Regions from separate parts of the Homo sapiens genome. Here region 1 is linked to region 2. The links are chromatin contacts, found by Hi-C or POLR2A ChIA-PET in ENCODE. All regions are on one chromosome and are shown on one strand. Each heading gives the region's core, a stretch centred on a gene start or an enhancer-like site at or near the end of the contact. The rest is flanking DNA. Distances are from core to core; before and after follow the strand shown. Region 1 holds the start of ATPAF1 (ATP synthase mitochondrial F1 complex assembly factor 1). Region 2 holds the start of LRRC41 (leucine rich repeat containing 41).

Region 1 (4,056 bases), core at 1,009-3,508, 360 kb before region 2:
TTAGTGCTCTATCTACATTCATTCCATCAGTTATCTCACCCAGACCCCTGGCTTTAAATATCACTATACACTGACAGTACGCAACTGTATCTCTCCAGCCTGGAATGCTCCTCAGAACTTTAGACTCATACCCAAATACCTGGTTGACATCCCTCCTTGCCAGTCTGTTAAATTATCCCAAACCAACATGTCCAAAACCAAACTCTGATTATCCATCCTCCAAAGTCTACCCTACCTACAGCCTTCCTCCTCTTCATAAGTAGTATCTCTGTCCTTCGGGTTGTTCAGGCCAAAAACCTGCAAGTCATCCTTGACTCCTTTCATTCTATCACACCCACACTGACTCCATCAGCAAGATCTTTAGGCTTTTATTTCAAAATATAACCAAAATCTGGCCACTTTTTTTTATCACTATCACTTTAGTCCAAGTACCACCATCTCTCACTTGGATTACTGTTCCCTGTAGGGTGACCAACATCCTGGTTTGCCCAGGACTTGGGGTGGGTTCTCAGGACATGGGGCTTTCAATGCTAGAGCCAAGAAAGTCCTAGGCAAACTGGAATAAATTAGTCACCCTTGGGAGAGTTTCCATCCTTGCCTCCACATATCCTAAATCCCACCAGCAGCCAGCATGATCCTTTTAAAAAGTAGATCATGTTACTCCACTGCTTAAAACATATAGTAACTTCCGATCTCATTCGATTTAAAATCAAAGTCCTTAACCAAGGCCTAAGCAATCTAACTAGCCCTCCCTATACCTTCTTGGTCTCATTTCTGCTGCTGTGCCCTCACTCATTCAGACTCAATAACCTCCTCATCAGGGCCTTTGCACTTGCTGTTTCCCCTACCTGGAAGGCTCTTCCCCCAGCATTCCCACATTACCTTCAGGTCTCTGCTCAAGTGTCCCCTTATCTCTATCTCTCTTGGCCTGCTGTTTTTCTGCATACCATGTAGCATCACCTAACATTATATATTTACTGTCTGTTTCACTCCACTAGAATGTAAGCTCAATGAATTAATATAAACAAGGATCTAAGAACTTCAGATAATGATAACTGCTATAAAGAGAATGCAATAGAGTGATGGGATAAAGACTATAAAGAGATGGAGGGGTTGTCATTTAGGTCCCTTGGAGGTGCTTACATGTGAACTGAGCCCTTAGATGATGAGGAGGCAGCCACATGCAGATCCACAGAGAAAACAGCAAGTGTTAGGAGTGTGAGCCAGGTATGGGCTGGCATACTTGAAGGACTTATTCATCTTCCATTACACTGTTCCTCGCACAGGGCAGGGCTCAGGGCTGATCTCCATGAGCATAGGTTGGATTGAGCAGAGTTGAAGGCTCTGCCCCTGTCCCAGGAGGGGCTTCAATCAGACAAAACCCAGACAAGAAGGACCTGATGATGAGTACTGTCCCAGAGAGCCCACTCCAGGACTGGCCCTGTTCTGTGAGCAGGTGGGACACAGAGATGTTAATGTCACTGTCCCTGACCCTAGGAGCTCACACCTGGTTCAGACGGTAAGGAAGATTGTGGCATTTGGGTTGAGAGAATGGAAGGAGAGAGGATTCCAGGGGTCAAAAAGGGCCTGAATAAGGACTCTTCAAGGAGTAATCCTGGTGTTTCTTTGGGAGAGAATAGGTCACTGTGGCTGGAGTTCAAGGAGGATGTCAGGAAGCAGAGGAAAAGGAGGCTTGGGAGGCAGCTGCCATCTTGAAAAGAGCTCAGCTGTCGGGTAGAACTTGAACAAGTCACATAATTACTCTCGGCCTCAGTTTCCTTATTTGTTAGATGAGGATAATACTGCCACACAGAGTATGAAGCCGCTCAGTGTCCTGCACATAGCAACCTCAGTAAAGAGAAGCTTGCTGCTGTGATTATAGTTGATGAAAAGACCTTCGATGCTGAAGGACGGACTACTACATCGAGTGCCTGGCACTACAGCGAGTGCCAGGGGCAAGCACCGCGAGGACATGGAGATCCGCTGGCTTTAGAGAACGGACTTGGCGCGCAGAGGCTGCTGGTCCCAGAGGGAGGAAGGGCGTTGAATTTGGGCAGCCTCCCTGGAGGAGGCGGGCCGTGGCATACACAGGGCGGCGAGAGCGCGCAGTGCCGGGGCCAGAGCGGCGCGCCCCCTCCTCCCCGCCCCGCCTCGCCGCTATCCCGCGCCCGGAACCTTGGGCGCGCGGAACCTCGGTGCCGGAGCGCGGGCGCGGCGCACTCGGAGCGGGATGGAGCGGGCGCGCGGGCCGCGGGCCGAGGCCGACGCGCCTGAGGAGGAGGAGGAGGCGGGGGCGGCCATGGCTGCTGTGGTGGTGGCGGCTGCGGGTGGCGCGGGACCGGCGGTCCTGCAGGTGGCCGGTCTCTACCGGGGCCTGTGCGCGGTGCGCAGCCGCGCCCTGGGCCTGGGGCTCGTGTCACCCGCGCAGCTGCGCGTCTTCCCAGTGCGCCCCGGCTCGGGCCGGCCCGAGGGGGGCGCCGACAGCAGCGGGGTCGGGGCCGAGGCCGAGCTCCAGGCCAACCCTTTCTACGACCGCTACCGCGACAAGATCCAGCTGCTGCGCAGGTGCGGGCCTGGGTTGGCTGGAGGCGGGCAGGAGGCGGGAGGAGGGGCGGCCCGGGCTGCTGGGCCTTAGGACAGCCCTGTGAGGTGGGCACTAGTACTGTCCCAGCTCTTCAGATGATGTAGCCAGGCTCCGCGAGGCTAGGTCACTTGCCCAAGATCACACAGCTAATTGGTGTCAGAGCTGGGAGTCTCTGCAAAGCCCTGGCTCGTTCCACGTTTGTCTGCTTTGGTTCTCCAAACGCTAAGGTGGACTCTTATGACAGCCCTGAGGCAGGCAGCTCAGAGACACCTGTCCTCATTATAGAAATGGGAAAACGCCTTCTAGAGAAGGGACTTGACTTGCTCAAGGTCACATATTAAGATAGCTGAGGCCTGGCTCAGAGCTGGAGTTCCCAGGCTGGTGGTAGCTTAGGGCCTTGACTGCAAGGAAAGGCGACTGGGGATGGGAGGAGGGCATCAAAGACTAATAGTGTCACAGTCGGATCACCCATTGAACCCTCTTAAGGAGACTGAGGATCAGCGAGAGTAAGAGACTTGCCAAAGGTCACACAGCTGTTTGGGATTTGTCTGACTCTGAGTCCAGGGTCCCTAACACCACCTCTTAGCTTCCAGAGGGAAGGATCTGGAGCTTAGAGGGGCTTAAGGTGCATATGAGGGGCTATAGGAGCATCTGAAGAGTTCAAGTGGGAAGAGCTAAAGGAGATCAGAGGTGAAAATTAAAGGGGCTTGGGAGAGAATTTAGCAGGGTAAGAAGGTAGTTGTCTTATGAAAGGAAACCAAAGACTTAGTACTGTAAATTTGAGTTCTGTCTCATCTCTACTTCCACTGCCTTAATCTACTCCATCATCGTCACCTGGGCTGTTGCCATTATCCTCTAACTAGAGTTCCCTACTTCCATTCCTGGACTACTTTACCCCAGTTCCTCTCACTGCTACTGTAGTGATCTTTCTTGCCATTTGAAACAGTTATGCAGTAAATGAATGAGTATTTTTGCTCTCCTTCCAGCAGCATTGAGATAGTCTCAAGTATTTGTCATCTTAAAAGCCTTTCTTTGATGTACATTCCCCTCCAGGCTTCTCTCGTTGATCTGTATTTGATCTGTTTTACACACAAGCATCTCTGAAGAGTTGTCTACTTGTACTTTGAATACTTTATCAGCATCCATTTATTCTTACCCACTCATGAACAAATAAATAACTGGTTTTACCGTCCTTCCCCACTGGATCATTCCCATCAACATTTACACATACTGTTATCCCCCCACTGACCTCTAAATAACATCCAAACTCCTTAATGTTTCACACAAGTTCCTCATACCCTAGTCCCTGCCAGTCTCTCTCTAGTTTTATCTGTTAGCAAACTTCCTTTGAAAAAGAATGGAGAGGAGGGGATGTTCCAGGTAAGGGGAGCAGCAACATAAACAAAGGTACAGAGGCATGAAACCACCTTAACCATTTGGGGATGTTTGAGCAAATTTTCATCATAATACCT
Region 2 (4,044 bases), core at 418-2,917:
CGGGTTGCCTCGGCTGGAGTGCAGTGACACGATCACGGCTCACTGCAGCCTGGACTTCCTGGGCTCAAACTCCCGAGCAGTTGAGACCACAGGCGTTCACCACCATGCCCGGCTAATTTTTATATTTTTTGTAGAGACGGGGTTTCGCCACGTTGCCCAGGCTGGTCCAACTCCTGGACTCATGCTACCTGTCTGCCTCGGCCGTCCTCCTAAAGTGTTGGGATTACAGGCGTGAGCCACTGCGCCCGGCCTCAGGTTCTATTTCTTTTTAGAAATAATAAGACTAGAAAAATTAAGGGATAAATAAGTCTCCAATTATTCTGAACCCACAGCCCAGAATGGCTGCCCCCAAGTGACCAGAGAACAGACGGACAGGAAATGAGATTAGAAACAACTAGTAGCTGTGTCGCAAAATTGATAAGAGTCCTGGTTCTAGAACCGCGCTGCTTGGCCGCAATTCCTGGCTGCACCAATTTGGTAGCTGCATGACCTTAGAAAAGATATTTAACCTCTATGCTTGTTTCCTCATCTGTAAAAATGGCACTAATAGTACCCAACACTTACTTCATAGGAATAGTGTGTAGATGAAATGAATTAGGGCCGGGCGCGGTGGCTCACGCCTGTAATCCCAGGACTTTGGGAGGCCGGGGTGGGCGGATCACTAGGTCAGGAGTTCGAGATCAGCCTGGCCAACAGAGTGAAACCCCCGTCGCTACTAAAAACACAAAAATTAGCCAGGCGTGGTGGCGGACACCTGTAGTCCCAGCTACCTGGGAGGCTGAGGCAGGAGAATCGCTTGAACCCAGGAGGCGGAGGTTGCAGCGAGCCGAGACCACGCCACTGCACTCCAGCCTGGGCGACAGAGCGAGATTCCATCTCAAAAAAAAAAAAAAAATTAATTAGTGCATATAAAGCACTTGGAATAGCAAGCAGTCAATAATTATAGCAGCACTCTTTCTCTGGGAAAGAGCTCCCTCTTCCATCACAGAATCACATCGTACATTCTTTCATTGTCCCCAAAGACACACACCTTCCTCAAAGAAAAGGAACACAAGGCCAGGTCTTCCGAACCTCCATAGAAGATGTGGTAGGGATTCCTAACCTGAGCTGGGGCAAGGCGGTCTGTTTGCTCCCCAAATCTGTGAAACGCGGGCTTCAGAACATCTGACTGACTGCAAACATAGGTCATATTTTTACAAGACTTTAGTCCACAAAACATTTTCGCTCTCAAACCTTCACTACATTCACAGAATGCAGAAGCCGAGGCCCAGAGAAAAACTAGTCATCTATCTGTCCAAAGTCACCGGACGAATTCTGGGGAAAGGTCGAGGGAACTAGAGCTCCCGACTATGCAAACCCTAGAGGGTAAACTGGGGGCTAAGAGGGCCCCGTGCGTGTTTTGGCGGGCTAGGTCCTGGGCTTCAGGGCAGAGAAGAGGGCCGAGTGGATCGCCTTGCCTTACCTCCTCAGGATCTCCGGATTCGGTAAGCATCTTTTGCTCGTCCTCCAGTCCCATGTCTGGCTACGGTTCTAGATTCAACACGAGCAGCAACAGCGGCACCTAACCCAGTTCAGGATCAAGAAGGACTTGTAAGGGTCACTCAGCGGAAATCCGGCGATCTGGCCGGAAGTGCGGCACACTCATCGTGGTCGCGAACACATGCTCAGATTGGCATGTACTACCAGCCGCAGGCAGAGGTTAGGGGTAGCTGATGTTTGCACCCGAGGAGGCTTTGCTAAGAAACATCCCCTTAGTCATACCACACCCAAGTATAATTGATCTAGGAGTTTATCTAAAATAGTAGCTCCTAAGAGACTTGGAAAGTGTGCTAATTTCTTCGAAATTTCTTTAGAATAATTCACATTCTTCCCCATATCGCTTATGGAGCCGTCCTAACTGCTGACCTTTTCAAGATGGCGGTCCGCGGGCGACACTCTCGGGCTCGCGCACCTCCCCAAGATGGCGGCGCCCGAGGCCTGGCGCGCCCGGAGTTGCTGGTTCTGTGAGGTAGCGGCGGCAACGACCATGGAGGCCACGTCCCGGGAGGCGGCGCCAGCGAAGAGCTCGGCCTCGGGCCCCAACGCTCCCCCCGCCCTGTTCGAGCTGTGCGGGCGGGCGGTGAGCGCCCATATGGGGGTTCTGGAGAGCGGGGTGTGGGGTAAGTCGCGGGGTGAGGGGCTACCTCTGGCTAAGAGCAAGGGGCGGCCCAGCGGCCGGGGGGCGCGGGGGGCGAGGCCGGGAGGCCCGGGGCAAGGCCCAGCCTGGGGCGCTGAAAGCCAGCTCGTAGGATCGGAGAATGAATTTTGTGACTGACAGGGCTGGACAGAGTAAAGACGGAGACCTAAATGGGCAGGCTGACCCGCACCGCGGCCTGGCTCGGGGGCGCGGGGGGCGAGGCCAGGAGGCCCGGTCTGGAGCGAAGCAGGCTGGGCCCGGGCGACTGAGGCTGGATTGCGGCTGTGGGCCGCGCGAACTGACACTCGGCTGGGCCGGGCAGGAGAGTCTCGGATGTCGAACCGGTGGGCAGCGATGGCCCGGCTGCCCTAGGGCAGGGGCCGAGGTTAGGAGGCCCGGCCTAAGGCAAGGCCAGGCCAGGCCCGGGGCCACCGAACCTGACTGATGGCCCCGGGGCTCCAGCATCTGCCTGACACGCCACGGGGGTCGAGATTCCGGAGGCCAAGCCGATGGGCGGAGGGGAGGACAGCAGATTGGAGAGCGAGGGAATGGGGCAGGGGGAGAGGCCGAACGAAAGGGTCGGGGCGCCGCGGCCTGTCTGACGGCCCAGGGCTGACGGGAGCGAACCGACAACCGGGGTCTCGGGTGCCAAACTGACTAAGCGACCGAGCGACCGTGCGACCCGCAGGACAGGGAGCGCCGGAGGCCACTCGGATCGGCTCGAGCGGCGAGGAGGGACCGGAGAGCGAGTGGAGGGGGGCCCGGAGCGGCTTAAACAAGCGAGGGAGGCTCGAATGACGGACAGGCGGGAAGGGCCAAGGAGGCCCCAAGCGGGGCGACGGCCCGGGGATCCCGGACTGCCGGGCTGCCGTGGCAGGGGGCGCGGCGCCGCCAAGAGGCCTTGGGCTGAATGGGAGTGAACGGGGGCCCCAGGCCTGAAGGCGGCCGGGACCAAAGGGCCGGGCCTGGATGGAGGGCGGCCTGGGGCGCCGGGATGAACGGCCGGGGAGGGCGAACCGGCCAGTTGGGCTGGGAGGCGGGGCTGTGGGTTGGGGACCGCTGGCCGCGGCCTGGCCGCTGACGAGGGAAACTTGGGTCCGACGTGGGGCAAGTGAAAGAGGGGAAAGTGAGGCTCTGCCAAGCAGGCCTAGCCGCGCTGGGGACAGGGGAGGCCTCGGGCCTGAGAGGCTGCTGGCTCTGTGAGGGTGGGGTCGGGAGGCCGGGGTTGGAGTTGGGCGAAGAGGTGGCAGGCCCGGCCGAGGCCTGCTGGGGAGGGGGGCAGGAGAGCAGGCCCCGGGCCTGGAAGCGGCGCGGGGGAGGTTCCACCAGGAGGCCTTGCGGGTGGCCGTGGCGTCTTTGCAGGAGGAAGGCCCTGGTCAGGACAGGAGTGAGGACTTTGAGGACTCGAGGTTGCAGGGCGCGGAGTTTGAGTTATGCCATGAGGAGGGGGTGTGGGGAAAAGGCCCTGGAGTTTGGGGGGACTGAAGCTCCGGGATAAGCTGGAGGGTGGTCGGGGAGGCCCTTGGCTGTGGGAGTGGAGCCCAGTACCATGAGGCCTGAGTGTCCTGCATAGTGGTGGTGGAAGAGGCTTTTAGAAGTCGGCCGGTGTGCGGAGGGGACAGTGGAGGCCCCAGGCCAGCCAGCGGCTGAGAAGACAAGGGGCAGGCCGACCCATGGGGAACAGGAGGAAAGGCTCCGTAGAGCTGAGCAGGGAGCTCAGAAAAGTCCTAGGGCATGGGGAAGAAGGCAGAGAGGGTCTGGCTTTTCCGCCTGGAGCTTCTGGGATGCTAAGACTGGCTAAAAAGGAAGATGACTGGGTGCGGAGGCCCAGGTTGGGAAGCAGCAGCATTAAAGGTGCAGGCTAGAAA

The links. A loop is a pair of places that touch in the nucleus more often than their neighbours do. ChIA-PET counts read pairs that join two places held with the same protein, here RNA polymerase II (POLR2A). Pooled maps may share reads with other maps.
Region 1: a loop to region 2 is called in a map of ascending aorta, with 4 times the contacts of the local background. The contact joins the promoter of ATPAF1 here to the promoter of LRRC41 in region 2. A Hi-C loop is called at or near these places in 1 of 168 maps with a recorded cell type or tissue (ascending aorta), 1 of 37 single-sample maps with no recorded cell type and 10 of 50 pooled maps. POLR2A ChIA-PET finds 5 or more read pairs at or near these places in 2 of 52 experiments (PC-9 and activated naive CD4-positive, alpha-beta T cell).

The regions. Positions count from the first base shown.
Region 1 is chr1:46,666,566-46,670,621 of GRCh38, reverse strand. ATPAF1 (ATP synthase mitochondrial F1 complex assembly factor 1) reads left to right here and starts at 2,258. Exons shown (of 9, transcript NM_001394565.1): 1 at 2,258-2,565. The coding sequence starts at 2,300. It also overlaps a transcript of TEX38 not described here. RefSeq lists enhancers at 1,809-1,958, 3,754-4,056 and silencers at 2,471-2,641, 2,069-2,688.
Region 2 is chr1:46,301,239-46,305,282 of GRCh38, reverse strand. It overlaps LRRC41 (leucine rich repeat containing 41), which reads left to right and starts at 1,667. Exons shown (of 10, transcript NM_006369.5): 1 at 1,667-2,159. The coding sequence starts at 1,961. It overlaps UQCRH (ubiquinol-cytochrome c reductase hinge protein), which reads right to left and starts at 1,585. Exons shown (of 4, transcript NM_006004.4): 1 at 1,463-1,585. The coding sequence starts at 1,516. RefSeq lists enhancers at 831-1,412, 1,413-1,996, 1,732-2,131, 3,552-3,671, 3,162-3,744 and 1 more and silencers at 2,122-2,181, 2,232-2,281, 2,312-2,461, 2,812-2,881, 2,912-3,461.